6 separate regions of the Mus musculus genome follow, and all the other regions are linked to region 1. The links are chromatin loops, found by intact Hi-C in ENCODE. Cell type or tissue: heart. All regions are shown on one strand. Region 1 has its middle 23 kb from the start of P2ry2. Region 2 overlaps Fchsd2 (FCH and double SH3 domains 2). Region 3 overlaps Arap1 (ArfGAP with RhoGAP domain, ankyrin repeat and PH domain 1). Region 4 has its middle 41 kb from the start of P2ry2. Region 5 holds the start of Atg16l2 (autophagy related 16-like 2 (S. cerevisiae)). Region 6 overlaps Arhgef17 (Rho guanine nucleotide exchange factor (GEF) 17).

Region 1 (5,000 bases):
ATTATTGTTACTATTATGGTTGTTGTTATTGTTGTTGTTGCTATCATTATTATCAGAGGGAACTTATATTTAAGAAAAAGGTGAGAAAGAACTCCCAGGAGTGCACAGAGTCCTGGGCTCCTGAGAGCGGGCTTTCAACTGTTTGTTTTCATCTCCCATGTGGATGTGGGGGATCGGACTCTGTCATGCTCAGCAGCCAGGGCCTTTGCTGGCTGAGCTAGTCACCTTCCCTTTTGTTTCCTTCCTTTCCTTTCTTTACACAGGCTCCATATAGCTCAGGCTAGTCTCACATGCTCTGTAGCTGAGGATAACCTTCAACTTCTGACCTTCCTGCCTGTGCCTCCCCAGTGCTGGGACCACAGGTCTGTGCTACCACAGCTCCTATTTTTAAATTTACTTTGTGAAGAGGGCATTAATGTCTCACGAGTACCGTCTGGTGCTAATTAACCTGCAGGAGTTTACCCAGTGTGATGGCTGGCACTGAATCACTCAGGAGACATACCTCTGGACTTGTCCTTGAGGGCATTTCCAGAGAGGAGTCACCGAGGTGGGAAGATCCATCTTGAAGGTGAGTGTCACTGTCTCACGGACTGGGGTCTCACACTGGATGACAAGGAGAAAGGGAGCTGTGTGCCAGCATTCATCTCTGTGCTGTGTGGCTGCAGATATGATAGATGTGACCCCTCTTAAACTGTGGACCTCAGTGTATCCGCTCCCCTTACATTGCTGTTGTAAGGCATTATGTCACAACAGGAAATAGCCAATGCATCCAGTGTATCTCATTCATTCCTCATTGCAAACTGCATTCATTCATTCATTCATTCATTCAGAAAATAGTTGTGTGGCACCTACAAGCCAGGCAATGTTCTGGACACAGAGAGAGGCAGTTCTCTCTGGAAACTTCTTATTCCAGCAGGACAAGGCAGATGTTGAGGATGAAGTATTGACTGAGTACAATTTTGCCTTTTTATATAATGAGGAAACAGATGCCTAAGGTCACGTGATTAATGAGGTATATAAATGTCACAGATGCAAAGAAATGGCATGGAGTAAGAGCTGGGGCTCAGATTCAATGCTATATGATGTGACTTGAGGGGTTTCCATCTGTCTGTGGGTCAGCAAGGAGTTTCCATCTGTCTGTGGGTCAGCAAGGAGTTTCCATCTGTCTGTGGGTCAGCAAGGAGTTTCCATCTGTCTGTGGGTCAACAAGGGGTTTCCATCTGTCTGTCTGTGGGTCAGCAGAGGCCTGGGGATGAGCAATGAGCAGGCCTGGGGCGGCAGAGAGCAGGAGGGCCTGGAAATCTAGCCTAGGCCTGCCCATCCATCACCTTTGTGCATTTTGTTCCATCCCACGGACCAGCGCTTCAGCTCCACTTCTGCATCAGTTAGATGCACTTTCCCTACTTCTGTGCTTGGGCATCCAAACGATAGGACTAGCTTCCGTCCTTTAAAGGTCAACACCACTGGCTGCTAAGACAACTCTATTGCCACACTTCCCAGGGAACAGAGTACAGCTTTGGGAGCCACCCTGAGAAGACAAGACAGCAGGGCAGGGGTCTCTGGTGCTTTGCTAAAATGAGACAAGGAAAAAGTGTTCCACCTGGATATTGGTCTGGGCTGCACCCTTCTTTGGCTGTGACTGAGCACTGAATAGGGCTTTCCCACAGGCAAATGAGTGCCCAGAACAGAATGATCTCCAGCCCTGGCTGGGGAGGGAGGAAGCTGACACTATGGCAGAGGCAGAATCAGCCACTGTCACTTAGTTGGTAAGTGACAATAAACATGCTAGATCCTCTGTCAATCCATTGTTCCTATCCCACCATTACCCTGATCCAGCAACAGCCTGACTACCAAACAGCTCACGAATTCATCCAGATAGATCGCAATAGACGACTCTTCTCCATTCCCTGAGTCCTCATCAGGATTTGACCACCAAGGGGCAGCAGTGCAGCATCAAAAACCCGGATCCTACCATGGTCAAAGCACAGCCGTGAAACAGCACAGAGACAGCTCCAGGAACTGACAACCTAGAAGTTAAGCTGTGGACTGCCTCCACCCGCATCCCTTTGCTGCCAGGAATTCCGGGGACAGGAAGTGCAAGCTGGAGGAATGTGTGGAGTGAAGAGGGAAAAGGAGAGAAGGCAGCTAGATCCTGTCCATACTCCCGTTTCTTCTGCCAGCCCCCTCGTGCCACTCCCCCAGGCCTGTCTTCTGTCCCCAACGCCAACCTGTTCCCTCAGCACACTTTTTCTTTTTTTTAAATACTTATTTATTTATTTTATGTATGTGAGAACACTGTAGCTGCCCTCAGCCACACCAGAAGAGGGCGTCAGATCCCATTACAGATGGTTGTGAGCCACCATGTGGTTGCTGGGAATTGAACTCAGGACCTCTGGAAGAGCAGCCAGTTCTCTTAACCACTGAGCCATCTCTCTAGACCCCTCACCACATTCCTAAACATGTAAACACTCACCCAGATATGGTGTGCCCACCCCTGTAGAATTTTAGTTCCTTCTTCTCCCCTCATACAGAATGCTCACCCTCGTCAGTCTGTCTTCATTTGCTCCTTTGAGCCAAGGTCAAACCTGGAGCTTGTGTTTTCTGGTTAGGCCTGTGGGCAGCAAGCTCCCGCAATCCTGTCTCTGCTCCTTCCCTACAGCTTTGACACGGCTGCTGCGATCTAGACTCTGGGTCTCATGATTGTACAGTGAGCTCTCTTAACTGTGGAGCTGTCTCTTTAACCTGAAGAAATTTAGTTTCTAACATGAAGGCATGCTGGCATTTGAAGCCCTTGTCACAGAAATGCACAGCTGGACATGGTCAGAGAAGCTGGGGGATAGCAGTGACTGCTGGTACAATAAAAAGGCACAATAAAAAGATAGAAAGCAAATGTGGAAAGGGGGGAGTTAACCATAGGGTCTGGATTAACCCCCTGGCCTGCTGAGAATCAAGTGCATGCCTTTAATCCCAGTACTCAGGAGGCAGAGGCCAGCCAGCCTGGTCTACATAGTAAGTTTCAAGCCAGCTAGGAATACACAGTGAAAGTCTGTAAACAACAACAACAACAACACCTTCACAATTAGCATTTGCTGTGAAGGTTGCTGATGTGGAAATAGATGGAGATAATATTCTTTAAAAAATTTTTATTTTCTATCATCTTTAAATTCTATGTATGTGTGTCAGTGTTTGGTATGCGCACATGTGTGCAGGAGCCTGAGGAGGCTGGAGGCAGTGGGTTCCCCTGGAGCTGGAGTTACAGGCTTGCCATGTGCTAGGATCTGAATCCAGGTCCTCAATAAGAACAGTAGCCACGCCGAAGCGCTGACCCAACTCCCCAGCCCTGAGATAGTAGGTTTTTATGGAGATGTAGAGGTATTTTCAAATAAGAATGTTAAAATTGCAATGAGCCATGATTAAGGGCTGAGTGTACACGGCCTCCTTTCCCAGCTATGTTCTGGGAATCTCACAAACAAGATGTGGAGAACATCTTAAGTTTCCATGCAACCTGGACTTTACCCTATTGTCTATAACAGAGTAAGTGTAACTTCAGAAGTCACCAAAATTGTATATATGGTGATTTAAATTTTTTTAAATGAAAAAAAAAAAGCTTCTTAAGGCAGAGGTTCTGGGTCCCCAGACTCACTGTGGTATCAAGGCTGGCAATGAATTTCTGAGCACCTGCCTCTGCCTCTTGAGTGCTGCTGGGGTGACAGGGATGTACCGCCATGCTGAGTTTTATGTGATGTTGGAGATCAAACCTTTGGCTTTATACACGACAGACCCTACAATTGAGCTGCATCCCCAGCACTCCGTGTGTGTGTGTGTGTGTGTGTGTGTGTGTGTGTGTGTGTGTATGTGTGTGTGATTTTAAAGACAATCTTGATTTTCTCTTGAGAAGACCACAGTCACACTTGGACATGTCATGTTCTTTTCCTGTACATCTGTCTGTCCATCTGTCTACTTGCTGTGTATATACAGGTGGGAGTCACTTCCCACCATGTGGGTCTTGCGCTCAAACCCAGACTGTCTGACATGGTGTTGGAGCCTTTACCCACTGAGCTGTCTCCCCAGATTTGGCTTTCTAAGCCCCCAAGGCTTAAGTGCATACTCAACTCTTCTGAATAAACTCAATGCTGGTTCATATTTGTTCCCTCTGAAATTCTGTTTCATTTTAAATTTCTAAAATTACATTTTACTTGTTATGTGTGTACATACATGCATGTGTGCACATGTGTATGTGTGTGTGTGTGCACGTGTGATGCGCACACGCGTCTGTGGCATGAGTGTGGAGGTCAGAGGGCAGCATGTGAGTCAGTTCTCTCCTTCCACCATGTGAGTCCCAGGAGTCTACAAACTCCCGCTGTCAGGCTTGGTGACAGGCTCCTTTCTCTTTGTTTTTACTGTTTTGTTTTATTGAGACACGGTCTCACTGTGTAGCCTTGGCTGGCCTGGAACTTAGAGATCCTCTCGTCTCTGCCTCTCCAGGGCTGGGACTTTAATTTTTCAATTAGAGTTGTGGGCAACCAAGCATAACCAATTTGCTAGCCTGGAAATTCTTTTCTGCAGTGAAGTCAAGAGTCCCGGCTGCGCTTAAGTGGAAGCCATTATAAGGGACCTTATAGGCAGCTTAGAGCTCCAGTCTGTGAGCCAATGCCACAGACAGCCTCTGTCCAGCGGCCCGAGGAGAGAGGTGCCCAGAGGAAGAAGTGGAGAAGGAGCTGTGCTCCAGGCAGAGGGCTGGGCATTAATTCAAGCAGGGACTGAACTCTCAGATTCCAATGAACTTTATCAGCTACCCAAAGTGACTCAGGGTGTTAGCGCTGGCCAAAAGACAGTGTACAGACAGGAAAGGGAAGTCACACATCTCCCAGCAGCAGCTTGGATGGGAAGGACGTAGCCATTCCCATTCAGGCCTAGCTGCAGCTTTGCAGTTGAGTAACCTGGAAGACAAATACTAGCCCTGCCTGTCAGAGGAAGAGCCTGAATTTGCAGTCCAATCC
Region 2 (5,000 bases), 240 kb after region 1:
ATTTGCTTGATCAACTTTAAAATAAAAAATTGTCTACTATAGGAAGCAGAGGAAGCCCTGAGTGTGTGTAGTCCTGGGTGAATGTGTAGTGTCAACATGGGCACAGCCATGCCAAGGTCTCCAAGGCCTTGGACCCATGGGAAATTGTCAAAGCCATTGCCATGTGGGCCAGGTTCAAGAGGGAAAAGCTTTCCTCCAGAGTCTTGTGTGTAAGGAAGTGACCTCTGAAAGCAGCAACTGAAGCTCCCTCCTCCCAGATATTTACAGCCTCAGCCTGACTGCTGTTTACAAGACTAGCCCCTCCCCACGTCCAGTCCCTAAAAAACACACTGAGGTTCTGAGTTGCCCACGGTAGCAAGTAGTAGTACCCCATCTGACCCCTGCTTTGCTGTGTGTTGTCTGTGCGTCCTTTCTTCATTCCCTCACCATCCCTAGTCAGGGTTTCAGGACCCAAGACAGTAGGGTCTCAGCAGTCTACTATAAGGCTTTTGATCTGTGTTGAAGAGGAATAAAAATATAGGAAGGCAAAGTATTAATTATTTATAATCAATTATCAGTGCAAATCAAGGTTTTTCTTATAATATAACCAAAAGACAGAGTTTGGAATATGGTTGATATAAACTATAGTTATTTTGTAATAATAAAAGGGAAAAAGAAGGCAACGTTTTATTTAGTGCACACACACTTTTTTTTTTTTAAGTTTAGGACCTTCCACATCGTACAGTTTGTGAACTCAGTTGCTTCTCTTTTGCTGTAATACCATCAGGCTTTTCAGTCATGAGGGCTAATGTGGATTCACCCATAGTTTTAAACCTATAAATTCTGATCCAATACGTTACTTATCAAACAGTTATTTGCTGAACATTGTCAGTATTTCAGGCTCCATGTTTGACCCTCAAGATTCAATGCTAAACAGACTGGCATGGCCCTTCCTGTTCATAGAGTTCAATAACCAAAAGAAGGACAGGCAAGCGTCAGAAGCACAAGATAAAGCCACGAGGTAAAAAGACAAGAACCATCCAGAGTTCACAGCGATCAAGAGAAGCCCTTAAGGCTGAATGATAATGAGCAAGGCAGGGAGAGAGGATGAGGAAAGGGCCTGTGACATGTGACATGTGAGCTCAGAGGCAAGAGAAGTGCTGGTAGAGCTCAGAGAGGCTTAGTTTAGGGAAAGTGTTGCAGGGAAGGGAAATGGCAAACAGGTGAACAAGGGGTCAGACAGAAGCCATGTCCAAACTATTCGGTCAGTGGTAAAGTTCAAAACAAACAAAACCTATCCTGAACATAATGCCTGGCCAGGGAAGAGTGTTGAATAGTCAGTCATATAAAATACAAGTCAGGGGTATCCTCCCTGATGCAGTGCGAAGTGGGATGTCAGGACCAGGCATGGTTACATATACCTTTTATCTGAGCACTCCAGAGACAGAGTCAGGCAGATCTCTGTGAATTTGAGACTAGCCTGGTATTCATAGTGAGATTCAGACCACCCAGGGCTATGTAATACTATCTTGAAAGGAAATGGGTTGGCAGAAATAACTGGAATAGGAAATTGCTAAGAAATAACAAAAGAACTTGGTAGGTTAGCAGTATAGCTCTGTGTTAGAGTGTACACTTTGCATGTGCGAAGTGCAAAGGTTTGATCACTAGCACTGCTAGTTAACTGTTAAAAAGCTTTGATTTCTTTCCTTTCTTCCCTGTTTTCTGGTACTCATACTCAGATAGCTAGTATAATGCCTAAGTACAGTTGACACTCAATAGCAATATCATTCAGACTACATAGGAATATAGTTCACCTTAAACTGCACGCCTTGTTCATGATACCTATATTATCATGTCTTGTATATAGGTAAAATGAGCTATTTCTTCCAAACAAGATTATTAGGATGAGCTACTAAGAATATTTCTAAGTCAAAAACTTCATATCAGAAAACATGTCTCTTTTTAAAACAAATTCATGAAAATCATGATTTAAGGTAGAAATTTTAATTCCATCTCAACACACTACAGTGTCCAAAATGTTCATAACTATTTGAAGTTTATATTTAAGGCATTTCTAGTATAGGGGAATGCCAGGGCCAGGAAGTTGGAGTGGGTGGGTTGGGGAGCGGGGGGGGGGGGGAGGAGATAGGAGATTTTTGGAGAGGAAACTAGGAAAGGGGATAAGATTTGAAATGTAAATAAAGAAAATATCTAATTAAAATTTTTTAAATATATTTAAGGCATTTATTTGCACTGCCTGTTTATAGTACTCAATGGTGCCATCTAGTGGTAAAAGAAGATTCAGCACTATTACTCTGCTTCGGGGACAGGTTTTGTTTTATTTCAAGTCAATTTTATATTAAAAGCTTGATGTAAAAGCCAGACACAAAGTACAAAAATAATTATTGTAAAATTTATATACATGATTCTTATAAATAACATACTAACATACAAGGAATAAAATAAATAAATAACATTCAAGGAATAAAAGAAAGAAGAACAATGTTAGATATCATAATTTAGCCCTGACTGTCCTAGAACTCAATCTGTAGGTCAGGCTGGCTTTGAACTCAGAGATCCCCTGCCTCTCCCTGAGATTAAAGTGCTGGGATTAATGATGTATCCCTCCACCACTTGGTTTAAAACACGTTTTTCAAAAGATACTTGAGAAAGTGAAAAGAGCAGCCCATAAAATGAAAGGAAATATTTACAAATTATTTATCTTGCAAAACTCTGCTATATACAATACATAAAGAGTTATTGCCATTTGAAATCAGAAATAGACTCCAACTGAGATGTATGAAGCAGAGGCTGGAGATGTAGCTCAGTTAGTGAACTATTTGGCCAGCAGTTCAGTTTCTATTACTGTATAAACCAGGTGTGGCAGCACATACCTGGAATCTCAGGTGGAAACTAAAGGGTCAAAAGCTAAGGGTGGGCCAGTGAGATGGCTAAGTGGGTAGAGGCACTTGTGTGCAGGCCTAACAATCTGAGTTGGATCCCCAGATTCTGCAGCACAGCGGGGAAAAAAAATCAGAATTGTACTCTGACTGCCACATATGCACCATGATGCATGTATGTCTTCTGTAAGTAAATATTTTTCTTTGAAAGTTGGAAGTACTTTTAGTTGTATTACAAGTTCAAGTGGTGCTACAGGAGACCCTGTCTCAAAAAAAAAAAAAAGCCAAAGGTTTGAATTAGATAATTCGCCATAGAAAATAGATCAGTATATAGCAAAACATGTAAGGGACTCACAGACAAGTAACTCCAGTCTAAGGAGATCTGATGTTCTCTTCTGACTGCCATGAACACTGTACACTCTATGTGTGTACAGACAGACATTCAGGCGAACACTCATCCACATAAAATAATAAAATATCAACAATAATACCAATAAAGAGCACAATGAATAACACACACACACACACACAAATAAGTGGTGGCAAGGACACAGAGAATCTTCATGAATTGTTGGTTGATAGGGTGCAGCACTCTGGAAAACAAAGTTGCCATATGGCCAAAGGCAGTTCTACTCCTGTGTGTCTCCCCTGGGAACTAGAAGCAGGTGCCAACGCTAAAATAAAGGTAGAAGTGAAACTCTAAAACAAAAACATTTTATTTGGACGTAACAAAAAAATAATACTGCAATCCAGAACACATGCACACACGCTGAAATGACCTCTAGAATGTCTAGGAAACAAAGGAAGGTTTGGCAGCTTTGTTGAGACAAAGAAATTTGAAAGCCATTATGAAAGAAAGCTCATTGGCACTTTGTGTGTTTGAGAGAACTAGGGAGCTCTCATTGGAGAGCAGCAACAGTCACTGTGCAAAACTAGCTCCGTGACAGTTTTGTTAATTGATGAGAAGAGAAAAATGTAGATTTTTAAAAGATAAGGCTGCTGTTTTGATAGTTTGGAATGGCAGGAAAGTTCTTAGAATATCTATGAGAGCTGAGTGTTTTCCCTTTGACCTCTCTAAGATGTGCGTGACGGGAGTGTAATCTATGTAGACAAACACGTGGGCATAAATGTTCATGACATTTTATGTTTTCTCTCAGATTGCTCTGTAGCAAATATATACTAAATCCTAATTCTACCACTAATGGAGGAGACTTGTGTTTATTGTATATGTGTTCCAGGCTCTGTGCCTGGATTCTTTCTTTCTGATAGTCCCTGTAAAATTCCTACATCTAATTGTCATGAAGTGGCTACAGAAGCAGATAAGCAAAGATCAGAAACTAGATGTTTTTGTCTCCAAAATATTCTGGTTTTTTTCCTAAGCTTTAGCAATATTAGATTTTTCCCCTTGTTGGTTGCTATTCATTAGAAATTCAGCACTACCCTAGTAACTGCTCACTGTTCACACGCTCTTATGTAATGCTCTATGCCTTTTGTCAGTTTATTAATAGGTTTTGAAATTGAACATTTCTACATTTTTAAAGACAAAGGAATTATGTGCCAAAGCACTATCATAATTTTTGGCTTCTATAATATTCCTCTCTTTCAGGCTCTTGATGGAAACGTGTATGACCACCTCAAGGATTATTTAATAGCCTTCAGCCGGACCGAGCTAGAAACTTGCCAAGCTATACAGAATACATTCCAGTTTTTACTAGAAAACTCCAGCAAGGTAATGTGTCTTTAATGCAATGACTAGTATTGCCATGTCATAATCTAAAGCTCTTTCCTGAAGATACTAATAATAGTAGAAACATGTTTTAAAGGATGTAGTTCTGAAAAAAATTCTCCTTAACAAAGTGAGAGAATGGGACACTTTCTGGATGAGTTGAATGAAAGGGGGGACATGATGCACAGACTAACTTAGCCATCAGTCTGTGGCCATACATATTGCCTTTGAGAAGAATCAGTGAAGAATGGCCTGCTCACAGGAACTTCAAATCCATTCAACTCAGTCATTAAAGAGAACAAGGTCATCTATCAATGCAGACAGTAAGAAAAATGAGCACAGGGAATGTAGCATGTGATAATTAATTTAAAAATAAATTCTACAGTGCCTTGGAG
Region 3 (5,000 bases), 390 kb after region 1:
CCACTTAAGGGACATGGAGGCCAGCAGTGTGGCCTTCCATCCCACATGTGCTCACTGAGCCTCCAAACCTGGCCCTCACCTGGGGATAGGTGCCTCACAGGGATTGGGCCCTGGCCTGTGTCTTGCAGAGAAGAGTGAGTACGGGTGTCTTGCCTAGTACCGACCATGCCATTTCTCATGGCAGTAGCTGAGCCTGTAGGTAGGGGGTGTGATGGCTGTAGAGGAGATGATATGTGAAGAAACCTTGAGTAGATGCTACAAACACAGGGACTCACAGAGTAGGGAGACGAGGGTTATTCTGTCAGGCCTGGCAGCTCAGCTTTGCCTGGTATGTAGTCACAGTGTAGATCTACAAGAATAGAACTGGGGTTGGGCATTGTGGCACACACCTATCGTCTCAGTGCTCAGGAACCTGAGGGAGGAGGACTGATGTAAGTTCAGGCTAGCCTGGGCTACGTAGTAAGTTTAGGGCTAGTTCAAGGCCAGAGCCAAAGAGGCACATAGCAAAATCCAGGGTCAAAACATGAAAGCCACTAACAGCGAGAGAATAGACTTTGAGTTCATGGCATAAGCAGGTCTGGGTATTTCAGTTTTCAGCTTTCAAGGCTTTTGTCTTTCAGGATTGTAGTCTCTGGGATTTAGGCTTTAGATTTTGTTCTGTTGGAATTCTGCCTTTGAAATTATAACATTCAGGATTCGAACCAGCATAGTGTGGAAGCTCACAGAGCGACACTGTTGGCCATGTTCCCCGGGTTGCTGCGCCTCTCACCTGTGACCTTCTGTTCCAGGTCTGAGCCTAGCCCTGGGCCTCTGCTGACAGAAGCCATGGCAGAGGGTTACGATGCCGCACTGTCTGTAGCTGAGTGGCTGCGGGCACTTCACCTGGAGCAGTACACGGCACTCTTTGAGCAGCACGGACTGGTGTGGGCCACCGAGTGCCAAGGCCTCAGCGATGCTGGCCTGCTAGACATGGGCATGCACCTCCCCGGCCACCGCCGCCGCATCCTGGCTGGTCTTCACCGCGCCCATGCACCCCCAGTCCCTCTGCCTCGCCCCGCCCCACGGCCCGTGCCGATGAAGCGACACATCTTCCGTTCACCACCTGTGCCCGTCACTCCACCAGAGCCGCCGCCCACAGCTGGAGAGGATGAGGGTCTGCCTGCCGCTCCACCTATCCCACCCCGCAGGAGCTGCCTCCCACCTGCCTGCTTCACTCCGACATCCACAGCCGCCCCAGATCCTGTGCTGCCCCCACTGCCTGCCAAGAGACACTTGGTAGAACCCAGCGTTCCTCCTGTCCCTCCTCGAACCGGACCCCCCTACCCACAGGCCAGGTGAGTGACATCACGGCTGGTGGGTGGAAAGACCTAGAATGCAGAGGAACCAGGGTTGGAGGAATGACCCTGACTGCTGGTGGGGACACAGGTTTAGAGAGAAGAGAGCAGGGCCAGGCCAGGGCAGAGTTGGGTAAGGGGCAGACGGGAGGATAGCCAGGACTTAAGGATACCTAGATATGTGTAGAAAGAGCAGGGGAGCCACCAGGGTCGCGAGTGTCTATCCCAGCAATAGGGGGGACCCAAATCCCAGGACCTGTCTGAGCGGCAGCCTGCTTAACCTGCTTACTGTCGGTCCTCTTCAGAATTCCTTCTCCTCTCTCCAGCTAGTCTCCTCCTTGCTTCCCCGAACTTTTCCCACTTTCTATGGACACTCCACTACTCATTCCTCCCAGCTCTCGGCTGTTTGCTCTGGTGCCAGCCAGAGAAGCGTCTAAAGTCAGGCTCCTTTGGAGTTTTGAAGGGATGTGCTGTCAGAGGTCTCTTGTCCTTGTCACTGCTGGACGGTGTTGGTGAATTTCATTGATGTCTGCAGCAAGCCTTCTGTGGAAGGTGGGAATTGTGTTCTGATTTCTAGCTGGGAACCTGAGGCTTGGGAAGGACTAGCTGGATCCATGCAGGCGTGTGGGAGTGATGGGAGGTGGGGGCAGGGTGCACTTTTGTGGAGAAAACCTGTGAGGTTTTGTCCATCTAGAGAGTAGCATTGAGTCAGAGGATCTTCTAGCCCAAGCCAGGTCTGAAATTATGAGATGTAATTGATGGAAGAAATCACAAGATGTTTTTTGTTTCCTGGATCCTTGGGACCCTGTTTCCACAGTATAGATTCATGGTTCTTAGTGCTATTGTACCCTCTAGTGGCCATTCTCCTGAGTGCAGAAGAGAGAGAGAGAGAGAGAGAGAGAGAGAGAGAGAGAGAGAGAGAGAAGACTCAGAGTTGCTGGAATTCAAGATACCCTGGATTTACCATGCCACATCCCTTTTCTCCTGCCTTCTCCTAACCCAGGGTGTAGATTTTGATTTTTTTTTAACCTTAATTTTAAATGTTTTAACCTCCTTTCAAGTCCACCATCCACCAGAGGTAATAGAAAAGAAAGGTTATTAGTATATGGGAGCAGTGGACCTGTTTAGAAATTCTTTTTTGGAGCAAATCTCATTTGAATTGTTAGGATACCAGTAGTTCAGGTCACAGAGATCATCAGTGGCAGCTCGATCGACTCCTGAGCATTTTACAAGTTTACTAGCAGTCTAGTTGGTAGTGTCAGGTTAGCAAACAGGAATCAGTAGCGGTGGCAGGACCTAGCAGTGACAGCCGGGTCTCAGCTGAATTGGCATGAGTCAGCAGGAGGGACCAGGACCATCAGAGAAGGCAGGGGCATTTTTTTTTTCAAGACAGGGTTTCTCTGTATAGCCCTGGCTGTCCTGGAACTCACTTTGTAGACCAGGCTGACCTTGAACTCAGAAATCTGACTACCTCTGCCTCCCAAGTGCTGGGATTAAAGGCATGCGCCACCACTGCTCCGCCAGGAGAAATTCTTGGCTGTGCCTTTCTCAGTGAAGCAGAGATCAAGAAGCCCCTGTCTCTGTCCGTTGGGTCCTTTTTATACTCCCCCCAAAAGTCATGCGTCTTCCACGGGTCTTGTCTCAGCGTGTGAGTCTGTCTTAGCAAAACTTCACGTGAGTCTGTATCTGCTGACGTCACTCTGTCAATTGTCCTGCGTCTGTGGAAGTGGCAAGAAGCCGTGGGAACCTCTCGAGAAGTTTTTTTGGTGTGTTTCTCTCTATGGAATCATGACAAACAAAGTCCAACAATGCGATGTAAGGTGGATGAATACACGCGTGTGGTTATTGAAGAATCCTTCATCGTGCACCGTTTCACGTCCTTGCTTTAGCAGAACGTCTTTTTACCTGTGTCTGCCTCAGGAAAACACTCTTTCACATGTTTGCCCCAGCAAAACACCATCTGACACAACTGACTTTCCAAAGAAACCATTAAGTTTCCACTTCACCAGGGTAACCCTCCAGCGATGTTTTAGGAAGGGAGAGGCCTTTAGAAGAAGACAATGGGAAGAATTCAGCTGAGATAAAATTTTAGACTATAGACCAAGGTCTATAAGCAAATCAGGAAAAGAAAACAAGAATGGGGTTTCCACCCTCTGTCTTCTGCCCTCTGCCCCCCAGGACCTGATGTCCTCTGGCCTCTGCCCTCTGCCCTCAGGACCTGATGCCCTCTCTAACTTATCTGGGCCCTCTGTGGGTCTCCTGACACTTGTACTTATTCAGGAAACTCTTAGGGTAAATAAAAATCTTATCCGAAGCCCTGAGTCCCAGGATACAAGGTTCCACTCTCACAGTCTGAATGCAGGTACTTGGCCAGGATATGGGGAGTCAAGGCCTCTAAGACATCGGGTTCTTCAGTAGTCATGGGGCTGGGGGGATTATAAAATGGTGTAATACTTGCAAGAAATCTCTGTGCATTCTTCATGGTTTTTTTTTTTTTTTTTGCTTTGGTGTTTGTTTGTTTGTTTGTTTGTTTTTCTGTGCTTTAGGATCAAGCTCAGGGCTATGCCTATGCTAGGCAAGTTCTCCACCACTGCTCTGTGTTTCCAGCCCCATCTCTTGCGCTACAAATCATCTGGACGTTACTCACAATGCCAGATGCGCTGTAAATGCTCTGTAGGTAACTACCATACTAGATTGTTAGGGAACAGGGACAAGGAAAAGCTCTCCATGTATTCACGACACATGTGGGTTTGCCGCATACATTTGGATCTGCAGTTTGTTGACTCCGTGGACGTGGAGGCAGAGGGTGCATCTTTGATCCCCTTGGGGCAAAATGGTGCCAGGCCTGACATCTTTTTCCTGGGGATGACACATCAAGAGTCATCTGCAGTCTTCAGCTCGTAGTATTTAGTTAATGTATATGAGTACACTGTCACTGTCTTTAGACACACCAGAAGAAGGTGTCAGATCACATTGCAGATGGTTGTGAGCCACCATGTGGTTTCTGGGAATTGAACTCAGGACCACTGGAAGAGCAGTCGGTGCTCTTAACCGCTGAGCCATCTCTCCAGCCCCTAGTTGTTGTTGTTTTAATTTTTATTTTATGTGAGTGGGTGTTTTGACTGTCCACATGTCTGTCCACATGTCTAGGTATACATATGCACATATGGCCAGCTGTCTGGGTGGTAGCATGTCTGTGTATTTGCATATTTGTGCTGGTTCTGCAGGTGGCCATGCTGGATCCCAATAGGTACAGGGATCTGTACAATTTCAGTGGTGACAGGCCTGTCTATGTGGCTCATTTGGGCTGAGCAGACATATACATGGGCCTGTGGCTTATTGCTGCTATGGGGATTGCAGTGCTAGGCTGTGTTGTTAATAGTGTGCAGATGCTGTTTGGGTAAATGAATTGGCACATTTATTGTTTGTGTACTGTCAAAGTGTGAGTCATTGTGCACATATGTGTGTGCATATGCTGCCAAGAGCCGTTAGAATGTCAGCTCTCCTAGGGCTGTGGGTTCTTCGTCAGTTTCCTTTACGATTGGATCCCCAACGCCTGGCGAGCAGTACCTAATAGCCCTTTATACACGTCATGGAGACGAAAGGCCCCTGAGGCCAGGAGCTTTCACACTGGGGTGCTGAGCTTGGGCGTCTGCAGATGATGTG
Region 4 (5,000 bases), 64 kb after region 1:
TCCCTTCTCTGCCTGACTGCTGGAGGGGCTTGTGGAAGTGCAGGTTCTGCTAGGCATGAAAGCACATGTTTACAATCACTGCCACACACACCCAGGACAGCCAGGGCTACCCTGAGAAACCCTGTCTTGCAAAACAACAACAACAACAAAACCTAGACAAAACAAAACAACAATGATGAGGAAGAAGAAGAGGAGGAGGAGGAAGAGAAGGAGGAGAAGAAGAAGAAGAAGAAGAAGAAGAAGAAGAAGAAGAAGAAGAAGAAGAAGAAGAAGAAGAAGAAGAAGAAGGAAGAAGAAGAAGAAGAAGAAGAAGAAGAAGAAGAAGAAGAAGAAGAAGAAGAAGAAGAAGAAGAAGAAGAAGAAGAAGGTGATGAAGAAAAAAAGGGAGAAAAATTAACAAAACCTAACCTTTATTGAACACCATACCAGGATGAGGTATTAAAAATGTTACACATCTTTCCTTCTCTCTCTCTCTCTCTCTCTCTCTCTCTCTCTCTCTCTCTCTCTCTCTTTCTTTCTTTTGATATGGTTTTTGGTTTTGTCAGGCAAGATCCCACAATCCTCTCACCTTGGTCTCCTGAGTGCTGGATTATAGACATGTGCCACAAAGTTCAACTATACTTAGTATCTTATTTGATTCTCTTAACAACACCAATGAATAGACAAAACTGAAGCTCAGAGCTCTTCGAGCGACTTGCTCAAGGTCACAGAGCAGATCAGCAGCAGACAGGGCTGGGATATACACTTGTACCAATGTCCATCAGCACACCCATCTTGTGAACGTGACCTTGAGAGCACAGCGCAGCTTGGTGGCCTTGGGGAATGCACAAGGGAAGCAGAGGCGAGGCCTGGGAGGATGAGGAAGGGTCACGCATGCACGGTGATTCAGAAAACAAGCTTGGAGAGTGGAGAAAGGGAGGATGACACATCCCGGCTTGAGGCCTCCCTCGGCTGGCCAGCTCCTTCCTACTTCCTTCTCTGTGAAATGAGGAAGAAACTCGGTTTAGAGAAGGGTTCCACTCCAGGCCTGCCTGGCACACAGTAGGCCCTCAGGATGTGTGGGCTGGCCTTGCCTTCCCCTAGTGACTTGTACCCTGGCTGGCTCACGGGGTTAAGTTAAGGGTCCTCTGGAGAGGACCAAGGAGAGGTATTAGGGTCACAGCCCAGAAAGGCCCCTGGGAAGCAGACCCTGACAGATACTCGGAGTCTGGCTCTGCCACACCCCTTATCCCACCCCTGGCCCTTCCCTCTTGGCCCAGGGTGAAGAGGCAGCCAGCTAGTTTACCACAAAAGCCCTCTGGAAAGTAAACACCCTCCACCTCCCACACCCCATCCCACCTCCCATACCCTACTCCACCTTCTTCTTTGTCAAAATGCCCTCAGCTATATGAGAAGCATCCTTCTAGTGCCCAATAGGCGAATGCCCTTGGGGACTTACATCCGGCCTGGCCTCTGGAAGTCTCTAGTGACTCATGTTCACTTCCTCCACCTACAGTCATAACTTTGCCGCTGTATCAAGAATATGTCCCTTAAACTGTCCTCACTTGGTAACTCCTGAGGGGCAGCTTCAGGAGGTGGATCCCCACCCCCGACCCCCCACCCCCACCCCCACCCCCGCATGCCTTACATAGATGCGTGTTGCTAGAATAAAAAGCCACTCCTATAGACCTCTGTAAAAAGTGAAAAGGGCAGAGAGGCCATTAGCTTCTCCTGGGACAGAATAGAGACCCCTGTGAATCCTTGAGTCCTCTTTAAGCATGTGCTGGGCAGTGGAGCCTCTGGCCTCCTGCAGAGAGCTGACTCTCCTCGGGAGTCCAGATGCCAGAGAATTCACTACATCTATCTTCTTCATATACCACATGAGAAGTCTGGGGCTACGAGAAGACCATCACCAGACAGGGTCACTCAAAGAAGAGACACTGAACAGTCCTTCTGAGAGTGTTTCCGAGAGAGCCTTCACTAAGCTGCCAAAGGTGGAAAGATGACTTTGGCGCCACCATGTGGCGTAAAGGAAGAAACGCAGAGCTGGGGAAGCTGTTAGTCTTCCAGGATGGGGGCAATTCGTCCACACTAGGACCCTCCTGGGTAATAGGGCCCTGCTCTTTCCCGTTACACAGCCTCTGTCCCTACTGGTCACTCCAATGCAGTGTCTCTCTCCCACACCAGACTAGGAGCTCCTCAAGGGCAAAGCCAGGTCTGAATCATCACACCATTTGTAAAGCCATTGTAAGGGTTTGAGGAAGTGATTTAAGCTGAGCTGAATTCAGTATACAATGGGGGCAAAAATTTCTGCCCAAGAATGTTTATTGAATCAGTGCTTTAGAAGCAAGAGTCGTGCTAGTCACTGTTGACGTAGGAGATGGGTGTAGGGGCTCCTTATGCTGTTCATTTCCCTTGTGCTTGAAATGTTTTGAAACAAAGGAACAAATAGAAAGCATCAAACTCCACTGATAGAGTCTAAGTTAATTATGCACAGCTGTGCAAAGGAAAGTGTTTAGAGACATTAAAATGCTAGCACAGGGTTTAATACTGAAATTGTTTTTTAAAAGTATTTTAATTACATTTACTTATTCATATATGTGTGTTTTATTGATATGCATCTATATGCCATATAATTTGTTCATGTGGCGTATACAATTTAAACCAGGTATGGTGGTCACAGGGCTGAGGCAGGAGGATTGCCACAAGTTTGATGGTAGCCTATGCTATATAATTACTTGGAGGCCATCCTGTGATACACGGTGAAATCTTGTCTCTAGAAAGATTTCTATTACTATCATTGTACTGGATAATAATAGTAGAAATGATGAAGTGTATGTGTTAATGATATGTAGTATGTTCCCCAATATTCTCCAACCGGCACCACAAGCAGTTTATAATATTTTCATCTTCGTCAACAAAAGTGCATGTCCATTAATATACAGCCACTCTTCTATTCCCCTACCCCACCCCACATCCTCAGACTTCCTTGTCTCTGTATGGACTTGCCTAGTCTGGATTCTTCCCATAATCAGAAACAGAACCATGCTGTTTCTACTTAGTGTAATGCTTTCAGGTTTCATCTAGGTCACAGATAAGCCAGAAATAGCAGTGTTTCATTCTTTTCTATGACTAACTAGCACTCAGTGTGTAGGCAGGGAGATAGGATCTTTTGAGTCTAGACCTTGAATTCACTATGTAGTCAAGGATGGTCCTCTTGCCTGCACCTCCTTGCCTGCTGGGATCGAAAGCATGCATCACTATGTCTGGCATTATCTGATGTGGGTAATTGAAGCAGAGCTCCCTGCGAGCTGGGCAAGCACTTTACTGCACTGAGCTACATCCCTGCCTTGTTTGACATTTGCTTTTTGAGGGCTACCCTGGGGAGGGAGCCAAGGCCTTGAACATACTGTACAAGCATTCTACCAGAGTTTCATTCCCAGTTCTTGGTCTTTTGAGCCAGGATTTATCAGTGTATCTTATGAAATATGTTGGGAAGCTCAGACTGGCTTCAGATATGCAATCCTCCTGCCTCAGCTTCCTGAGTGCTAGGATAATGGGTATGTGAAACCCAGTTTCACTGTCTGTATTTAAATTTTTTAAATTAAATTCTCTATTTTATTTTATGTGTGTGGGTGTTTTGTTATGCATGTACATCTTATGCCTCTTGTAATCCTGATGCCTGCATCTGTAGTTCCCTGGAACTGCAGTTATAGATGGCTGAGCCACTATATAGGAGCTGAGAATTGAACCTGGGTCCTCTGGAAGAAAACCAGTGCTCTTAGTCACTGAACTTTTTATTTATCTGTTTGGATAGTATTCTGACCACTGTTCAACCACAGTTTTATGCTAATTTATGCTAATTACCCTGCTTGGATGTATACTTAAGCAGTGGAGTTTCTAAACTTTTTGTTTTGATTTGAAACGGTGGTCTCACTGTGTAGCCTCCAGAGTGCTGGGCTGAAGTTTCTAAGTGTATGGAACCTCTGTGCTTGTCAGAGGAACTGCCATGTTGCTCCAAAGACAGGCCACATAGTTTACCTTTCCCTAGGAAGAAAGTTTCATTTTAGCCTGGTGTGGTGATCAATGCTTGTTACGTCATCCCTCAAAAGGCTGAGGTAGGAGGATCTAGGCAAGAATGAGGCTAATCTGGGCTACATAGCAAGACCCTGACTCAAAACAAAAACAGAACAGAAGGGCTATAAAGCTCCTATGGCAGAATAGCTTTCCAACATGCACAGAGCCTGGCCTTCACTCCCCAACACCACACAAACTCCATCCTAAAATCCCAACACTTGAAGGGAAAGGCAGGAGAGCCAAAAGTTCAAGGCTAGCCTCAGCTACATGTTTATAGCCAATGTATGTGGGCAAGGCACACCCAGGTATCCAGGTACATTATTCAACGTTTCCACAAATTATGGTGTGTTTTGTGTGTGTGTGTGTGTGTGTGTGTGTGTGTGTGTGAGAGAGAGAGAGAGAGAGAGAGAGAGAGAGAGAGAGAGAGAGAATGTGTGTGTTCATGTGGAAACTGATGTCATCTTCAATTGCTCTTCAACCATGTTCATTGAGGCAGAGTCTCTCAGTCAGAGGCAAAGCTCACCAGTCTGGCTAATCTTGCTAGTCAGCCTGCTCTGGGGATTTCCTGTCTCTGCCTTCTGGAACTGGAGTTACAGGTGGGCCACTACAGCCACTGAGCATCTGAAGGTTTCTGAGGACCTGAACTTTGGCATCCTCCTTGCTTTGTTTTTCAGATAGGATCTTAAGTAGCCCAGGGTGGTCCCGAACTTTCTATACAGTTGATAATGACCTTGAACCCCTGCCTCTATTTCTGGAGTGCAGAGGTTTCATGAATGGACCACCAACCTAGATTTATGAAGGGCTGGGATCCCGGGCTTTGTGCATCCTAGGTAAGCATTCGACCAACTGAGCTACACCCAGTCTTTTTAAGTCCCTAACTGCTGAGAAATACTATTACATTAAAACAAACAAACAAACAAACTTGTGCTCAGTATTAATGTGCA
Region 5 (5,000 bases), 310 kb after region 1:
GACCTGAGTTTGGGCCCCAGCACCTACATTAAAGAACCTGGCACACTTTGCCAAGAGCTGAGAAAGTTGAGTCCGCTAGCTATAGGTTCAGTGTAAGACCTTGTCTTTAAAACTAAGGTGAAACACAATTAAGGAAGACACATGCCAACCTCTGGCCTCCACAGATGCACATACAAGTAGCACATAAACAGACCAAGGAGAGCCTGGTGTGATAAGCTGGCACACACCTGTAATCCCAACCGGAGAGAGGCAGGAAAGCCAGGAATTCAAGGTCATTTCCAGCCTACCTGGGCTACATCCTCTTAGTTCTGTCTCCAACCCATTCCCTGCTCTTTGGAATAGGTAACAAGCCTCTTTTTGAAGTTATCAGGTAAGGAACAGGAAGAGGGACAAGACTCAGAAGGGGGAAACACGAGAACAGGATTGGACAGGAGACAAATGCACAGAGAAGCGTCGGGGTTAAAGATATTAAGGTAAGCAGCCAGCTTGGGGAGGACTCAAGAGGCCTCCACTGCCCTCGCTCACATCCCCAGGAGTTACAGACTGATGAGGTGCCAAGGCTGAGCACAGCAAAGAGGCAGGCACAAGCAGCTCTGATCACTCACAGACAACTCACCTCCAGTCCTCATGTCGGGTGGAGATGGCATCCTTTGGTTCGGACTTCAACTTTTCTGAGAACTTGGCTAGCAGTTCAGCCTTCTCTAGGAGATGGTTATCTGGGGATGCAAAAGGGTGAGCCTGTGGCAAAGGCAGAGCCGCTTGCCAACAAACTCCCGACATACAAGCTACCTCATACTGGGATGGCTGCAGGAGCCCAGGGGTCTTGGGAATAAAGAAGCCTCTGAAGGCTGGGCTCTGCCCCTTCCTGGGGGAATATCTGTATCTGGCAAAGCCTCATCACAGCACAGGCCCACAAGCCCACCCAGGAGACAAGGACAGAAAGACCACCAATGCTGGGGACAAACATGGCTAGGTAGCACTTGAAGAGAGAACAGAAGGAAAGCAAGGGGCCTGGGATTAGTTCACCTCTGCCAGGGACAAAGTCTGGACCCAGAGCATGTTGAAATAAACAAAACCACCTGTGTATGGCCTCCAGCAAGTCGCTTCCCCTCCAAGACCTCAAGGTTTACAGTTAAGTAATTCTCACTTCCACGCAACAGCTTCCCCCAGGTCAATATTGAAAGCCCTTGAGCAATTATCGAACAAATCTTCCCAAGATAGGTGGTTAGACCTTGGACCCCCTCACCCACATTCCTTCCAGCTGTTTTGTTTTGTTTTGTTTTGTTTTGTTTTGTTTTGTTTTGTTTTAAACCAATTCCAGGCAGACTGAGGCTGCTAACCTCAGGCCAGATCCTCACCTCCCTTCCTTCTCTGTCTGAGGTTCCTGGACCCTGACAAATTCTCAAAACTACCTGAGACCACAAGGCATTGCAAGCACCCCTACCCCGGCATACAAGGTCACAATGTGCCTCATTTGCAAGTAAGAAATCTGAGGTAAAGGACTTGAATTACCCCAAACCACAGACCTGGGTCTCTAGGTTCCCAGTCTTGCAGTTCTCCTGGGTGGTCCCTCCCTTAAACCGATAGTCCCACTGCCCATCAGAGCAGTTGGAGAAGTGGGGTTGTCTGGAGGTAGAGGTATCCAACCCCAAGAGAGGGCCAGCCCTCACAAAGTTCCAAGGAAAACAAATTTGATTGCGTGGGTGCATCAAAATTAGCACCAAGTGAGGAAGAAGTAGGGAGTATGGTTAGACTTTCAGCCTCAAACACACAATCACAGTCCACCAAAAGGCAGTAAATACAGATGCACTCCAGTGTTCCTCGGATGGAGTGCACACATCTCCTCCTCCTAGCCAAAGTGCCCAGAAATAACCACATGAGAATTTAACTTCCGCCGCGCGACAAACAACCTAAAGGAACCCGGAGCCCCATTCGAGCTACGATCCGCTAGGCACTGAGGTACTCCACGAACGTACGCCAGTATAACCTATCCGTACCAGAACCTACCAGAGACTTTCGCTCCTTCCTTTCAGCTACCGTGGCTGTTCTGGCCACGCCTGCCTTCTTTAACTGGGCTCTGGGACCAAATGGACTGACCAGGCCTTGCCCTAGGGACGGCCTGAAAGAAGGACTCGACAAAACCATCACTGAGACAGAGCTTGTGTCTAGGATGCTCAAGGGAGGCAGAGCTGAGTCTTTGGGGCTAAGCAGCACCAGAGCTGGAAACAGCAGGCAAGCCAATGCGGAGAGGGGCGTAACAGGTTCCAAGACGCAAAGCCCTCGGGAACCGTGACGGCGCCGCTGCCCTGAGTCACAAGTCGAGTGGCGGGACAAGCCCTCTCCCCGAGCGGGGAGTCCCACCTCCTCAAAGCCAGTCATCCCCGAGCCCCCAGGGACGCACTCACAAGCCGGCACTAGCTCCAGGAAGAGCGCCTTTTGCGTGCGGTCCCGATGCCGCAGCTGCCGCACGATGTGGCGCTTCCAGACAGCGGCGGGCGCGCAGGGATCGCAGGGGGCGCCAGGTCCTGCCATGGCCGCCGAGTCCCTAGCGGCCGCGCAAAGCTCCAGCCCGAGCAGGGGGGCGGAGCCTCCCGGGGACTCCATGACGTCAGGGCGGCAGCAGCGGGGAATCCCCGGGCTGTACCAAGCGCTTTTGTCGGGGAGATCTGGACACCTCAAAGCAGGTGCTGCTGCGGCCCAGCAAAAACCCTCAGTCCCAGAGGTGTGCGTTTCTGTCCCGGAGTAAGCAGCAGGGATTGAAGCCTCCCTGTCGCCTGTGGGCGCGTCCAGGGCGGGGCCTCAAGGTCGCCTTCCTTAACCTCTTGGTGCCTGGACCAGTGTCAGAAGCTGAGGATGCAGAACTCACTAAGTTACCCCGGAAGGGGAGACCCTACCACCAGGGGCTGTACAGAGACAAGCACCAGGCACAAGCAGTCTAAGAGAGAAGACTGCCTGAAGGAGCCCCACTGTCACCTACAAGGTGACAGTTGAGTGGGGGTTTATGAAGGACCAACTAAGACCGTTACCCAGAGGGAGCGGAGACAAAAGGACTCTTAAGCTCTGGAAAGAACAAGTAGACATGGTCTGATGACATGAAAATTTCCAATGCAGGCGGGCGTTGGGAGTAGCTCAGCGATAGGGTTTTTGCTAACCCTGCGCGGGGGCCTAGATTCAAGGTCCAGCGCTTCAGAGTTGTTAGGACAGGACGCAGAACTGTCCGTGGGAGGAGCAAGATTTAGAGGTCCAGTTGGTAGCAAAATTTAGGGCTCTAAGAAAAGACTCCGTTTATCTGGAAAACCCCAGGCTCAGAGGAGAGAAGAGGCTTCCTCGTTTGCAGCTGTGTGTAGTAGGGAGCTGAGCTAGCCAGCAACCCAGAGTTCTAACTCAGGGCCTATCTGCTGCCTCTCTTGGACAGCACAGACATCTCTTGTGGGTACATTTGACAGTGAATCTGGGCTCACGGGGAATTGTAATGAAATTGTCTCTAGCAAAGAATTCTGCAGATACAGGCTGTGGTAAAGAATGACAGGAGAGGGCTGGTGAGATGGCTCAGTGGGTAAGAGCACCCGACTGCTTTTCTGAAGATCCGAAGTTCAAATCCCAGCAACCACATGGTGGCTCACAACCACCCGTAATGAGATCTGACTCCCTCTTCTGGAGTGTCTGAAGACAGCTACAGTGTACTTACATATAATAAATAAATAAATCTTTAAAAAAAAAAAAAAAGAATGACAGGAGAGACTCAGTGGGCCTAGCCTTACAATATGACATACTGAGGAAGGTTCAGCTTCAAGCCCTGTTTTTAGCTAGGGAAGGCAGACCTGGTTATCCCTAAGAAATAAACCGATGGGAGGGAAAAGGCAATATCAGGAAGCCCTCTAGGCCCTGCAGGGGACAAGCCTTGAGATACTGGGGTCTCAAGTTGGGGGTCTGTTACAGGACTTGAAAAACAGTAAAGGCAAGTGACACCCCAGGGGAATATGTATCTGTTGTTCGGTGAAGCTATAGTGAAGCTGAGCATAATGGCCCATGACTGTAATCCCAGCACTGATGCCAGCCTGGGGTACATAGTAAGTTCCAAGCCAGCTTGGGTTACATAACAAGACTCTATCTCAAAACACTACAAACTGGCCTCAGTCCCCCTTGTGTCTGTCTTGGATACCCCCTGCCTTTGCACTGTACTGTGCCCAGTATTCCTGCTGGAAGTCTGGCTCTGCTCACACATCATATCCAGAAGCACTTCCTGGGGCCTGAGGCTTCTGTGACAACAGCCCCCCCCCCCCAATCCCCAGGTCCTACACAGTGTGCTGCATCTTTAGGTAGGAAGTCATGTTGTGGCAGGTTTTTTAATAATTGTAAAAGATTTCTTTTTAGGCGCGCACATGTGTGGGTATGTGTGTGTGCACGTGCACGAGTGCAGGTGCATCAGAACCCCTGGAATTAAAGTTAGAGCCAGTCTGACTACTAATGTGGGTGCTGGGAAACTCACTCATGTCCTCAGCTAGTGCCTCAGACATTAACTGCTCTTAACCACTGAGCCATCTTTTCAGCACACCTAATGCCTTTTGGACTCACAAAATGCTGCTCCAAATTTTAAACTAGTTTTGTCATCTTTGAATGGTAGGGGAATCAAAGAGTATGGTGACATACTTCCAGGTCTCTTAAGTTTTTATTTATTTATTTTGAAAAAAAAATTTTAACCCACTGCATCCAGTTAGTGCTCCCTCTTTGTGAATGGCTATGGAGTCATCCACTGGGGCATGGGGGGAGTCGACTGATGGGCCACACCCTTAAATTTTTATTTCAAAGACGTGCAGTAGTGGCACATGTCTTTAATCCCAGGACTCTACCACGGAGTTATATCCTGACCCACTCACCTTTTACCCTCAGAGATAAGCTGGCCTCACATTGACCACACCTCCCCAGATCTGGGAAACATACGCTGCACAGTCTGGCCTCAAAACTCTCATACAATAGCTCTAGTTCCACCTACAAGGCTG
Region 6 (5,000 bases), 80 kb before region 1:
GTTGGGACCCCAGCAGGGGCAGTAGTAAAAAAATAAAACAGAGATCTATTGGCTGTGAAAGAAGCAAGAGGTAGCCCTCGCTCTCCTGGCTGGATTCCAGGCTGTCTTCTGATGGCTAAACCCGGCTGGCCCATCTCTCAGCCTAGAAGAAAATCCCTGACCACAACACTCCTGGCCCATCCCAGACCTGGGGTAGAGCATACACTGCGAGGTCCTCGATGGGGACCTGAGGTACAATTTCTCTCCACAGCCCTATGTAGGCCTCACACTGTCCCTGAGTGCCCTGTGATAACTCCCCAGTCCAGTCTTCAACACACTACAGATCTATACTTTGCCAAGACAGTAACAGAATCCAGGAGCACCTCTCTGACCTCCCAGGAGCACCGTGGTCTAGGAAAGACACCGGTTCCTACAGGATGTGTACTGAGAACTTCAGTGGGGTGACCTAGGCTAAGATCTAACCCCAAGCAAATGGCGTATCAGCAGCTGAAAGACTTCACTAAGTTGCAGGGCACATAAATAAGAAGTCAGGCCAAACCTGGGGCACCCTGAATTAGGAAGTGGGGCTGACAGCTGTATTCGTTTCCCTGGATGGCTAAGACATAGATGGAAACAGAAGGGAGGTCTCAATGTCTGCCTGCCCCAGGACTACAAGAATAATCCAAACAGGAATGAGTATAAACTAGACATACACTGGGTACATAACATGTACCTATTGGCTGGCCTTCCTGCTCTGTGACTTAGTTTCCCCTTCTGTAAACAGATGAAGGAGGTGGGAAAGTTCAAGAGGGTTCTAAATTCCCCACTAGGTTCCCAGAGGGTGACTGAGGTCATACTGGGAGAAAGGCATGGCTGATGAAGCCCAAGTGAGGAAGCTGGGGCTCTAGGACTGCACTTCCACCAAGCACTGCTAGGTGGCAGCAGAGGCCTGCAGGACTGGGATTGTAGGGCATGTGGTTTGAATTTAACTGCATGATTTTTTTTTTTTTAATGTGGGGTTTTTTTCTTTTCGTTTTTTTCTGTCACTCCACCCCTTTCAGTTTCAAGAGGATACAGCTGAATCTTCTAGGTTTCAAAAGAAAAGTTCCTTATCCCAGATAACAGAAGTAGGAGATGGGGGCTGGAGGGTAAGTCGGACCTCAGCAGACGTGAAAAGCATCGGATGAGCCAGTCCACTCTGAACTCAACCTCTCTGCCCACTTCTCCCCCGTAGCCACCATTTTACAGGTCAGGAGCCAGGCATAACTGAGTGTGAGACCTTGGAGGAGAATGCTAACAAATCTGTATTCTAAGTTTGTATTTTAGGGGCTCCTAGGATATCCCTGCCAGTCCTGCACACAGGACTGTGCCCTGCCTTGGCTTGGAACCCCAGGATGTGTTGACTTCCAGGAGACTTTCCCTAACAGCTCTAAAAATTCAAATATCCAAACCATGTTCAGAATGCTACCCAGGCCGGCCGGGGCCCCACATGGTCTGAACTTCAACTCCTACCTTCATGTAGCTGTAAATACCTTTCCTCAGTGTCTATTTCCCTACCTGGAACATGCCAGATCTACAGCTCAGTGGCTGTTCTACAAAGAATGGCTCCCTACCATCTCCACCCATCTTGGTAGTACGGAGGGAGGCTGGGGTGAAGGGTCGTGGGAACGGAAGTTTCTAGGGTTTGATTCCAGCCCCTCCAATTCCCTCCTTTCTTCAGACCAGGCACATGGGGGCGGGGGGCTCCATTTGTACACTGTTGATAGAGATGGGGTGTCTTGCCTGTAGGGCGGAAGATGATTCATTGGGCCTTGGGCCAGGCACCCTGGGAAAGGCCAAGCCGGCCCCAGGCCAGTGCCCCAGGGAATAAAGGACAGGGCCTGACTGGGCTGTGTATAAATCCTAGGGACTCTCAAAGCCCGCAGCCAAAAGACGCCATCTTCCCCACTTAGACAATGCCAGAAACCCTTCTGCTCAGGCCACCAAAGGCCCCGGGAAATGAGGTGGCCGAGTTCCGCCTGCTGCTGTGCCCTCCCAGCCCTCAGCACGGGGTCCATCCCCACACGCACCTTGCCCTTGGCTGGGTCAAGTCCCATTTAATCTATTCTCTGCTTTTTCCAGGGAGCCTTAAATCTCCTCCCTCACCAACCTCACCTCAGGCCAGGGCAGGCGCCAACTGCCCCACCAACTGCCCCGTTGTGACTCCCAAATCAGTCCATCCTTTTTATTATGCTACAGACCTATGAGGACGCTACCTCGGGCACCAGGGGGCAGTAACAAGATCTGGGAGCTCCAGGATAGAGGAGGCACCACTAAGGCCTAGAGCCGTTTCCCCAGGGCATACAGTCAGCACACAGGTGTGAATAGAGACAAAGACAGCAAGTGTCCGCAGGATGAATAGGCACAGCGAGGAGGCCACGGGTGTCTATGATCAACCTCCTAAAATGAAAGGGCAGTAGGGCAGACCCCACCACCAACACCCTTCTCTCTCTTTGTTTTGTGATTTGGGTTTTTTGGAGACAGGGTTTCTCTGTGTAGCCCTGTCCTATCCTGGAACTCACTTTCTAGACCAGTTCCCACAGAGTTCTGCTTGCCTCTGCCTTCCAAGTGTCAGGAAAAAGGTGTGCGCTGCCAGCTGCCACCACTCAGCGGGCGCCATTCCTTTCTGCTGGACGAATGGTATTACTTCCCAGCACAGAATGTCTCAGGACCTCAGGGGTTTTTTGTTTGTTTGCTTGTTTGTTTTTTTGTTTGTTTGTTTTAAAGAGACAGGGTTTCTCTGTGTAGCCCTGGCTGTCCTGGAGCTAGCTCTGTTGACCAGGCTGGCCTCGAACTCAGAGCTCTGCCTGCCTCAGCCTCCTGGGAATTAAGGCGTGTACCACCATAGTCCGGTAGGGCCTCAGGGTTTTAGGGTCTCTTCACTTGGCCAGAAGTACCCACGTAGCTGGGATATACTGTGACCTCACCTTACTCCGACCGTGCCCTCCAGGGTATACTGTTACCAAGTGGTTACATCAACCCTAGTGTGTCGGGCTCAACCCAGACCTGACAGAAGTTTCTGTCATCACACCAGGCCAGTTTGCTCTGCTTCCTTCCCAGTGGGGGCTCAAGGGCCACCACTAGGCCTGGGCCACACTGGCAGATGTGATTTCTGCTGACCACCAGCAGCTTGTGCTTCTAGGCTCTTCTGTGCTTTCCCCATCAATTAGTGAGCAGCCCTAGAGCTGAACAGAGAAGCTCCCAGAAGATGCTCATCTGAGGTCAGCCAGTGTCAGCCAGTGGGGTGGCTTCACGTCCCAGGACCAAAGTCCACCCTAGGAAGGCATCCTGACGGCTCAGAGGACCACTCCTGAAGCTTTGGCTTTGAGTCTTCAGAGTCTCCAGACTTGTAGCTGTCAACAGAAAGTGGCAGTGCTGTCTACTCGGTACCATGGAGTATGCAGAACAGCGCAGCACTAAGTCTCCTAAGACTCCATATCAACTCAGTGACAACACTGAGACTCAGCGCAAGTCGTGACTTGCTGGGTTCTCAAGACTAGGCAGTGGGCTGGACCCGAATCCTCCTGCAGCCACTGACCACTAAGTGGCTGGGACTTTGGATAAATCACTTAACTTTACAGAGCCCAAGGACAGGAAGACAGCAAAGATCTAAAAATAGCAGGTCTATCTGTGGAGGGATTCCACTCTCTGCTGACTAAGCACCTCCCAGGTGTTGGCTTTAACCTCAAAATAATCTCCTGGGTGGGCCCTATTATTACCTTGTGTCACTGGCGACCCAAGCAAGATCTGCCAAGCAGGCAGGACTCCACCCCAGGGGACCCTGGGTAGAAAAGTTGGGACAGTTTACATCTGTCTAGAGTGCCAGGAGGAGGGCTTCTTCCAGCCAGGGGTTAGCCTGAGAGTGTCAGCCTGGGCTCTCCGCACATGGACTCTACCTACACAGCCCGCGTCAACTCCAGCTACAGGGAAGGGAGGGCTCCTGAGTCATGGGCCCTTAGGAAGACCTCTGAAAAGTTACAGAGAAGGAGTCCACTGTATTATCAAATGAAAGCATAGGGCACTCCTATCGACAAACTGTATTGCCTCAATGTCATCTAAAAATAAAGATAGAGAAAGAGATAAAGACAGAGAGAAAAGGGACACACCTGGAAGAAGCCACCAGAATGTCAACGGTAGGCGGGGCCTAGGGCATGGGAACAGGACAGAATAATACACAGCCAGGGACACTCTTGATGGCTGACTGACTCAGAAGACCAACCTGTACCTCGATTTTTCTCATCTATAATGCAGGGATTAGAAAGCACTTATTTCGCACAGTACCAGGAGTCAAGACGCCACTCAACAAATACTGGCTGTTATAAATAAGGCTGAATCGTTACATCAGGAAGAAGGCTCTAAGAGACTCTTGAAAGGCAGATGTCTAAGAACGACCAGTTTAGCCTCCTCCAAAATAGTCCCTGGCAGTCCTTGCTTGCACATCCCACAGAACTGAAGGGCTCAGTCACTCCCTCCACTGGTACTCTGGGAACAGCTTACCCTATGGAGGAAGGGCCAACATGTGCTGGACCCTCTAATGTCTGGGTACCAGCTCAGACTACCAAGGCCAATAGAATGGCTGGGATGTTGGGAGGATCTTCCCCCACCTACCATTCCAAAATGTTTGGTCTAGGGTTTTTCTATGGGGGTGATTCTCTAAGTAAGGTTGGAGGCTTTCTCTGTGGCTCTCAAGGCCCCTGCCTAGATGGTCACCTCTGTCCATCCCACTCTGTGCCTCAACAGACAACTATCTGCTGGCAGTCCTAACGGCCTTTCCCATTTTCTTGTTTGGAAAACAAACGAGAAACCAGCTGGGCCTGACCTCCTCCCCAGCCTTCTCCTGACTCCCTAGTCCCTAGGGGTGGGAGGCCCTTCTGCCTCCTCCCTGGACAAGGGCCTTGTGGAAAACCCCAGAGGAGAGGCCTTGTGAGCTGGTTGTTGCCATGGCAATGGCAGCCCTGGAATTTGACCACTGGGGCCCTGGA

Evidence for each region. Hi-C counts contacts between places; a loop is a spot of excess contacts. Peaks named below come from ENCODE experiments on the same cell type or tissue, not always from the same donor. Only the 100,000 strongest peaks of a DNase experiment are listed, where the experiment ranks them.
Region 2: a loop joins it to region 1, with 5 times the contacts of the local background. A loop is called at or near these places in 8 of 42 quality-filtered maps.
Region 3: it touches region 1 in a loop (2.2-fold over the local background); 7 of 42 quality-filtered maps call a loop at or near these places.
Region 4: a loop joins it to region 1, with 7 times the contacts of the local background. A loop is called at or near these places in 26 of 42 quality-filtered maps.
Region 5: a loop joins it to region 1, with 2.8 times the contacts of the local background. A loop is called at or near these places in 2 of 42 quality-filtered maps.
Region 6: it touches region 1 in a loop (2.2-fold over the local background); 3 of 42 quality-filtered maps call a loop at or near these places.

What each region holds. Positions count from the first base shown.
Region 1 is chr7:100,986,292-100,991,291 of GRCm38, forward strand. No RefSeq gene overlaps it. Among named protein-coding and RNA genes, the nearest start is that of P2ry2, 23 kb to the right of the region's middle. In heart, a CTCF peak has its summit at 1,937 (motif pointing right); DNase peaks (open chromatin) are centred at 2,050 and 4,870; H3K27ac peaks cover 1,686 bases; H3K27me3 peaks cover 251 bases.
Region 2 is chr7:101,229,387-101,234,386 of GRCm38, forward strand. Fchsd2 (FCH and double SH3 domains 2) reads left to right here. Exons shown (of 20, transcript NM_001146010.1): 9 at 4,486-4,608. Among named protein-coding and RNA genes, the nearest start is that of Gm50587, 27 kb to the right of the region's middle. In heart, a CTCF peak has its summit at 2,298 (motif pointing left); no DNase peak of the experiment used is centred here.
Region 3 is chr7:101,372,168-101,377,167 of GRCm38, forward strand. Arap1 (ArfGAP with RhoGAP domain, ankyrin repeat and PH domain 1) reads left to right here. Exons shown (of 34, transcript NM_001040111.1): 3 at 789-1,334. The coding sequence starts at 826. Among named protein-coding and RNA genes, the nearest start is that of Gm35219, 20 kb to the left of the region's middle. In heart, CTCF peaks have their summits at 2,182 (motif pointing left) and 2,384; a DNase peak (open chromatin) is centred at 1,174; H3K27me3 peaks cover 1,054 bases.
Region 4 is chr7:101,050,004-101,055,003 of GRCm38, forward strand. No RefSeq gene overlaps it. Among named protein-coding and RNA genes, the nearest start is that of P2ry2, 41 kb to the left of the region's middle. In heart, CTCF peaks have their summits at 2,015 (motif pointing left) and 2,223; DNase peaks (open chromatin) are centred at 1,128 and 2,018; H3K27ac peaks cover 1,314 bases.
Region 5 is chr7:101,299,496-101,304,495 of GRCm38, forward strand. Atg16l2 (autophagy related 16-like 2 (S. cerevisiae)) reads right to left here and starts at 2,593. Exons shown (of 18, transcript NM_001111111.1): 1 at 2,406-2,593; 2 at 617-716. The coding sequence starts at 2,532. In heart, a CTCF peak has its summit at 2,553; a DNase peak (open chromatin) is centred at 2,666; H3K4me3 peaks cover 2,050 bases; H3K27ac peaks cover 1,863 bases; H3K27me3 peaks cover 982 bases.
Region 6 is chr7:100,906,502-100,911,501 of GRCm38, forward strand. All of the region lies in intron 1 of Arhgef17 (Rho guanine nucleotide exchange factor (GEF) 17), which reads right to left. Among named protein-coding and RNA genes, the nearest start is that of Arhgef17, 23 kb to the right of the region's middle. In heart, a CTCF peak has its summit at 2,249 (motif pointing right); DNase peaks (open chromatin) are centred at 900, 1,800, 2,240 and 4,900; H3K4me3 peaks cover 583 bases; H3K27ac peaks cover 4,042 bases.